Linked DNA regions of Homo sapiens: region 1 is linked to region 2. A link is an interaction called in ENCODE POLR2A ChIA-PET data of the cell type or tissue named here. Cell type or tissue: GM12878. All regions are shown on one strand.

Region 1 (4,000 bases), 240 kb before region 2:
CTGGGCATGGTGGCACGCACCTCTAGTCCCAGCTTCTCAGGAGGCTGAGGGAGGAGAATCACTTGAACCCAGGAGGTGGAGGCTACAGTGAGTCAAGATCACACCACTGCATTCCAGCCTGGCAACAGAGCAAGACTCCGTCTCAAAAAAAAAAAAAAAAAAAAAGTTTTTTTTTTTGTTTGTTTGTTTTCCTTTTGCAGAGATGGGGTCTTACTGTGTTGCCCAAGCTGGTCTCAAACTCCTGGACTCGAGCAATCCTCCTGCTTTGGCCTTCCAAAGTGCTAGGTTTACAGGCAAGAGCCACTGTGGCTGGCCCTAATTTTTAAATTGTTTTACTAATTGAAATCTTTAGCAGAGCTGCTTACAAGTAGCCAAACTCATTGAGTTTTCCTTTTTTATAACTTACTTTTCCATCCACAAGTGGTAACAAAAACATATGATATAAAAGATGACAGAGGGCTGGGTACAGTGGCTCACGCCTGTAATCCCAGCACTTTGGGAGGCTGGCGGATCACCTGAGGTCAGGAGTTGGAGACCAGCCTGGCTTACATGGTGAAAGCCCATCTCTGCTAAAAATACAAAAATTAGCCAGGCGTGATGGTGTGCGCCTGTAGTCCCAGCTACTCGGGAGGCTGAGGCAGGAGAATCGCTTGAACCCAGGAGGCGGAGGTTGCAGCAGTGAGCCAAGATCACACCACTGCACTCCAGCCTGGGCAACAGAGTGAGACTGCGTCTCAAAAAAAAAAAAAAAAAAAAAAGAAGTAAATAATTGTAAACATAATTACTAAACATGGGGTCCTTGAACTGTATAATTTTTTTTTTTTTTTGAGAGTCTTGCTCTGTCACCCAGGCTGGAGTGGAGTGGTACGATCTCCGCTCACTGCAACCTCCACCTCCCGGGTTCAAGTGATTGACCTGCCTCAGCCTCCCGAGTAGTTGGGACCACAGGCATGTGCCACCACGCCCAGCTAGTTTTTGTATTTTTAGTAGAGATGGAGTTTCACCATCGTGGCCAGGCTGGTCTTGAACTCTTGACCTCAAGTGATCCACCTACCTCAGCCTCCCAAAGTGTTGGAATTACAGGCGTGAGCCATGGCCCCCAGCCTACATTTTAAATAAATTGATATGACTGTATCATCTTTGAAGAATCAACTGTACCTATTATTTTGTAGTTTTAATGTACCTTATCTTTTTGCCTCTCAGAAGATTGGACAGATTTAATCTTGATGTGCTCAAGATACTCTGTGCTTAACATTCAACAAAAATTACATGATCTAAGCCCATCATTACCATGTAAAGACAAATCAGGCAATTATAAAATTGGGAATTGTATCTTGTTTTGCAGAACAAGGGAAAACTAAAGGATTTGGACTTGTGTGAGTGAGCTAAGTGTGTCCCAAGTATGGTGAACAGCTTTAGGTCAAGGAAGAAAGCAAAGAGGAGAGAAAGCCTATAGCTGAGTGTAAAAGTTTGAGGATTTCAGGAGGGAAGATGATGATGAATCAGGATCTGTCAGTTCTGATGGAATATACTAACAGTGGCTGGGTTTAAATCCTGGCTCCAGGGCCGGGCACAGTGGCTCATGCCTGTAATCCCAGCACTGGAAGGCTGAGATGGGCGGATCATGAAGTCAGGAGATTGAGACCATCCTGGCTAACGGTGAAACCCGTCGCTACTAAAAATACAAAAAATTAGCCAGGCGTGGTGGCAGGCGCCTGTTGTCCCAGGTACTCGGGTGGCTGAGGCAGGAGAATGGCGTGAACCCGGGAGGCGGAGCTTGCAGTGAGCTGAGATTGTGCCACTGCACTCCAGCCTGGGCGACAAAGCTAGACTCGGTCTCAAAATAAAAATAAAAGTGAAAATAAATGCTGGCTCTACTACTGACTTAACCTCTTTGAGCCTTACATTTCTCACTTGTAGAATGTGAATACAAATATTTCCTTATAGGGTTGATGTGAGTATGACATTGAGACAAAATGTATAATGTACTTAGTGTGACTGGCACGTGATGGCTCAGTAAGTGATGATTACTATTATTGCTGCTATTTTGCAATGACCTCTGTGAAGTTTTTTCCAGATGTATTTGAATCTCTTAGTGCATACTTTTCAGATTTATTTGAACCCCTTAGTGTGTGCTTCTCTGTTGGCACTTCACCTAGGCACAAAATACTTACTTAGTAATTATTATTTCATTAATTTTGATAAATCCTTAAGGACAGCAACTCTTGGTATCCCCTGTGCAACTTATACCTAGCATCTTGCCTTGTGAGAGAAAAAAGTAATTGGTAAATTCGTGACTGAAATTGATAAATAATAGATCGTATTCAGTCTGAGTTCTTCTGTTCTTCTGTTGGCAGCAAGCTGATAAACAAATTTCCATTCCAGGTTATATGAGCTTCAGCTTCTCCTACAGTATCACTTTTACTTGTTTATTTTTTAATTGCTGATACAGATGCATCCATAATAAATATTTGGTTTTTGTGATGCTGAAACACAGTCCCAATTACAAGGCAACTTAGAAGTTAAAACTGAAACTGAAATATAAACAGCTTAACACCAGAAGGAAGCAAAACTATATATGTCTTTTTGCAACAGCAGTTCCGAAATTGTTTTTATACACTGTAACAACAAAGGTACCAACTTCCTTATTTCACAAATTTAAGTTTGGTTTATATATTTTATTGACATGGTTACTCAATGTCCACATCATTCCATCTGCATCGTCTTCCTACAAACAGTTTTTCTTCTACTATTCGGTTATTTCTCCTTTTTTTGTTTCCTATTTCAGAATCAAATTTATTTTACTTGCAAAGTCAGTGGAATATGGTTTGGAACCAGTAGGGCCTCTAACTTAAGCCCAGAACCTGTCAAAGAGAAGTGCAGTATCATTGCTAAGACTTGAACAGTTTATCTCTCAGAATCTTCAGTTCCTTTGAATTTCTCAGCTCTTAGTGTAATCTGTTTTATGTGTTTGTTGTAGACTTCCATTATGGATAGATTTCCAAAATAATTTGGGTAATCAACTGGTATTTTAGCATTCTGGTAACTAACATGTTTAAAAATCTAAGGCTCTTTTTCATGCAAAGGAGACTGATTTTTGCTTTCAAAAGCATAGGCAGGAAACCTTAGGTTCAAAGGTAGTAAATAATGATGAGCAAATTGCTAGTGATGATACAGCTGCAGCTTCCGTTGTGTATTTGTTTGGCTCAGGTACTCTAGAAATGAGAATTCTTAGAATTACATAGCAGAAGTGATATGTTGCCTGGATACCACACTACCAGAGGAATAAAAATGTAGTTAGAGTAAGGGGTTTTATATTTTACAATGAGACAGTGTTAGTGTAAGAAGCATTCCAAATACGCCAGTTCTCTTAAACCCATAGCAGACATTTATATGTTAATTCCTCAATGTCTCATTTCCCACCTTTTTTAGAGGAAGAAAATACTCAGGCTAAAACTTTCACCCAAGCATAAACTCCTGGGGACTTTACAAGAATTTTGTTTTTTGCACTATGTGACGACACGATTGTGAGAATTAAATATAGGAGTGAAAAACCAGAGAAATGGGGCAAAATCCCAGATTAGTCTTTCCTCTTTAAGCATCTGCTTCCCATTTTAGAAACATGCTTTCATCACCACATTCAGCATCAATTTTTTTCTTTCCTCTAACCTGCTCTTCTTTTAAAAAGTATTCTGGGCCGGGCATGGTGGCTCACACCTGTAATCCTAGCACTTTGTGGGGCCGAGGTGGGTGGATCACCTGAGGTCAGGCGTTTTGAGACCAGCCTGGTCAACATGGCGAAACCCCATCTCTACTAAAAATACAAAAATTAGCTGTACGTGGTGGCGCACACCTATAATCCAAGCTACTTGGGGGACTGAGGAAGGAGAATCGCTTGAACTCGGGAGGTGGAGGTCGCAGTGAGCCGAGATACGCCACTGCACTCCAGCCTGCGTGATGAGAGCAAGACTGCATCTCAAAAAAAAAAGTATTCTGAGCC
Region 2 (4,000 bases):
TGGAAAGGGATGAGAGGGAAATGGAAAACTAAAGGGTGGCACTCTTTGAAAGGGGGTTTGCTAGATTACTTTGTCCGGGGTCCTCAAAGGAGCGGGCTGAGCGTTGGGACGGGGTCCTGGTAAAGAAGGAGGATGCGCCCAGGATAATCATATTATTATGAGTTACCAGTTGCTGAGCACTTATCATGAACCAGGCATTATGCTAAGTGCTGCCTATGTCTCACATAATCCTCATCATAACATCATGAAGTGGGAACAGTTATATCCGTTTATCTATGCAAAAACTGAGACTTAGTTTGAGTAACCTGCCTGGAGTCTGTCCGGAAATGCTGCCGCTGTGATTCAAACCCAATTTAAAGCTAAGCCTCTCAACCTCGATGCTCTGCTACCCACCATTCTAGGCAACCAATAAATGTGGCTGAATTGATTTGGAGATTAATTATCACCACCACCACGCTTTCCCTAATAATAATAGGGCCTTGTGAATGTGTGGGCTCCCAGTCACCAGAATGGCTCACTTAGAGCCTGAGAGATCACACCCTGGGGGAGGTTGGACAAAACCATCTCAGCAGCCCCACCAGATCTATCAGATCTTTTGATCCAGTCAACTTTCAGGGTAAACAGGGTCATTTCAGACCATCTGGAGAAGCATAATGGCAATTCTTAGAAAATCTTTGGTAGCTCTCTGAACTCTAAGAAGCACTTCTTAAGCAAACCTCTAAGCTGTCTCTACCATCTTATGGCCTTTTTCTCTGAGACCAAGTCGAAAGGAGCTGGGAGCCAGGCCGGTGCATTCCTCCCCAGGCCCTTTCTTCACCATTCACTTCTGAGCACTCTATGCTCACCGTTCCATAAAGAAGTCTCTCTCTTCCTGGTTGATCTTGCCTCAGCTCAGTCTTTCCCTCAATATTAAGCTGAAAACAGGGAAATTCAATCAAAGTGAAGGCTTCCTTTACCCCAGCAGGTCCTACAAGCATTTAATAAGTTGCGTGGAGATGTAAAAATAGATCATGAAGCGGTTGATAAGAATAACATTTCTTGCCAAGAGAGCCCTTATGCAGGAGGACTAGCAAAAAAAAAAAAAAAAAAAAAAAAAAAAAGCGAGAGAGAGAAGCTCAGGAGCATTGACAGTACAAGAAATAAGATTTGCTTTTGGAGAAAAGAGAACAGAGAAGTTTTGAGATGAGAGCATGCTGGATACCAACAGAAAAAACAGTGAGTTCTGAAAGTGGGGAGGGGGATTGCAGGCGTAGAAGTAGCAACAGAGTTCCATCAGGCCAGGAGATGAATGCCTGTAATCCCAGCACTCTGGGAGGCCAAGGGGAGGATCCCTGGAGCCCAGGAGTTTGAGACTGGCCTGAGCAACATGCAAGACCCAGTCTCTACAATAAAAAATTTTTAAAATTAGCTAGAATCACTCCTTGACTCCCCAGCTCCTTGGGAGGCTGAGGTAGGAGAATCCCTTGAAGCCCGGGAAGTCACTGCAGTGAGCTATGATCAGGCTGCTTCACTCCAGCCTGTGTGACAGAGTGAGACCCTATCTCAAAAAAAAAACAAACAAAAAACAAACAAACAAAAAAAAACAACCAAACAAACAGAAACCTCTATCTCATGGCAGCCTTGGAAATAATTACAGTGCATAGAAAAATCAATCGGCAAGCTTTTACTGAGCACTGGAACACGATGGCAATGTGAAACCAAAAGACCAGGCCCCTTTGCAAGGAGAGTGCAGAGTACTGGGGAGATAAAAATAGCACACTTGAAACAATTAGAGAGCAATTAATGCCAACTGTCTGGTTCTGACTCAAGTACAACGGGACTCCAGAGAGTGGAGGAAGCCTGGCGAGCTGGAATAATCTGCCAGGCAGGGGTAGGAAAAACTCACAGGGACCCCAAGGTCTTGGGTGTCACATGCTTTGAGGAAAAGAGTCTATTCCTATGGAATGCTCTGCTTGCGTAATACACACAACTCAAACTAACCACAGTCTTGCCCTTCCAGAAGTTTCCAATTAAAAAGCAGAACATAGCGCTTGACCTACGACAGCTTTGCTAAATAAATGGATGAAAGAACAAGTGATTGGAGTCCTAGGACTTCTTAGGGATAACTGAGGAAGCAAGGGAGTGGGAATGGCATGGTTGTAGAAATATTCCTTGGTCTACTGGCTCCTTTCTGAGGGCAGGGACTTTGTCTTTCTTCCATATTTATTAAGCCCTCACCATACAAAAAAATATTGTGCTGGCCCTGAAAATGAGAGGTCTGGAGATGCAACAGACATAGTCTATGAGCTTCCAAATGTCTCATACAAGAGCTTCCTTTGAAACCTGGAGCTTAATTCTGTACATCATGCCTTAGATGACTGAATATCCTTTCCCTAAATACACATCTACTAAGTCAATCATAAATTCTGTAAATAGTTTGCACCTACTATGTGCTAGATAATGTGATAGGTGGTCAAGATAAGCATGAAAAACAGTGTTTTCTTCTAAAAAGAGCTTATTGTTGGCTGGGTGCAGTGGCTCACACATGTAATCCCAGCACTTTGGGAGGCCGAGGCAGGAGGATCACCTAAGGTCAGGAGTTCGAGACTAGCCTGGTCAACAGGGTGAAACCCTATCTCTACTAAAAATACAAAAATTAGCTGGGCATGGTGGCTGGCACCTGTAATCCCAACTACTGGGGAGGCCGAGGCAGGTTCGAGAATCGCTTGAACCCAGGAGGTGGAGGTTGCAGTGAGCCGAGATCCCGCCATTGCACTCCAGCTGGGGCGACAAGAGCAAAACTCTCTCTCAAAAATAAATAAATAAAATCAAAAGAGCTTACTGTCAAGTGGTAGAGAAATAGTCATATATTTAGTGCAGTATATACTTGTTCTCATGGCATGTCGTGCAATGTGTGGGCAGAGCTCAAGAAAAAGATCACCTAAGCTGTCCAGAGGAGTGAAGGCCGAGCCCACAGAGGAAGAAGCATTTGAGTGGATTCTGTCAGGGGCAAGGTGTGGTAAGTGGGAATAACATGTAGGCAGGTGGACTGGAATGTGCAAAATCTGGATGCATGAGAGGACTTAGTAACATGTTCTGAGAGCTGGGAATAACTGAGTACTACCAGGGCATAACATTCTGAAGGGGGAGTAGGAGAAGATGCCATTAGACAGAGCAGCCATTATCTGTCTAACATCAGATTATCTTTCCCCAACTATCTGTCCCTAATTTTGATGGACTGTGGATGCCATGCCAATAGAACAGATTGCATCATGATGAAGACTGAGGGGCCATCAAGGAATGCTGAGTGGTGGAATGATGGGATCAGGTTTGTGGATGAAAAAGAACCTTCTATCAGCTGCATGGAGGAAGGTGGGAGTAGGGTGGAGGCAGCCTGGGGAAGGATAACTGAGGCAGGAGACAGAGGCCAAACAAGATGTCTTTGCAGTGCTTCACATAGGAGACCATGGGAGCTTTCAGGCACGGGCAGTGGGGAAAGGACAGGAAGAGCCTAGAAAGCTACTTACTTTGATTTCAAAGTCAACAGGGCTTGGTTGCCAATTGGATGTGGAGCAAGGGAGGGGAGATGAGGATGATTGTGAAGGTGGCAGTGGCAAGGGTCGCAAGCACCACCAAGCAGTACTCTTGTCTTCATTCTCCCTGGGCTGCCTCTTCCCTAACTCATTCTTTGTCTCCTGCAGGACCTCTGAAACACTACACCAGAGTAAATAAATGCCCTTGCATCCTCCAGTTCTTCCTGGAATCCCGCACCCTCTTCCTGATTTGAATGGAAACTCACTCTTACACAAGGGCATCCTGGAATCCCGCACCCTCTTCCTGATTTGAATGGAAACTCACTCTTACACAAGGGCATCCTGGAATCCCGCACCCTCTTCCTGATTTGAATGGAAACTCACTCTTACACAAGGGCATCCTGGAATCCCGCACTCTCTTCCTGATTTGAATGGAAACTCACTCTTACATGAGGGCACGGCTTCACCTGCTTTGTCTCTTCTGAGGG

Evidence for each region. Peaks named below come from ENCODE experiments on the same cell type or tissue, not always from the same donor. Only the 100,000 strongest peaks of a DNase experiment are listed, where the experiment ranks them.
Region 1: POLR2A ChIA-PET joins it to region 2 with 5 read pairs; 6 of 35 experiments call an interaction of 5 or more read pairs at or near these places.

Annotation. Positions count from the first base shown.
Region 1 is chr11:123,067,457-123,071,456 of GRCh38, forward strand. It overlaps CLMP (CXADR like cell adhesion molecule), which reads right to left. Exons shown (of 7, transcript NM_024769.5): 7 at 2,416-4,000. The region is part of intron 1 of LOC124902775 (a long non-coding RNA gene); the gene reads left to right. Among named protein-coding and RNA genes, the nearest start is that of HSPA8, 7.3 kb to the left of the region's middle. RefSeq lists a silencer at 1,001-1,050. In GM12878, no CTCF peak of the experiment used is centred here; DNase peaks (open chromatin) are centred at 1,925 and 3,169; H3K4me3 peaks cover 1,938 bases; H3K27ac peaks cover 3,415 bases.
Region 2 is chr11:123,306,424-123,310,423 of GRCh38, forward strand. No RefSeq gene overlaps it. Among named protein-coding and RNA genes, the nearest start is that of LINC02727, 6.4 kb to the right of the region's middle. In GM12878, no CTCF peak of the experiment used is centred here; a DNase peak (open chromatin) is centred at 1,708; H3K27me3 peaks cover 122 bases.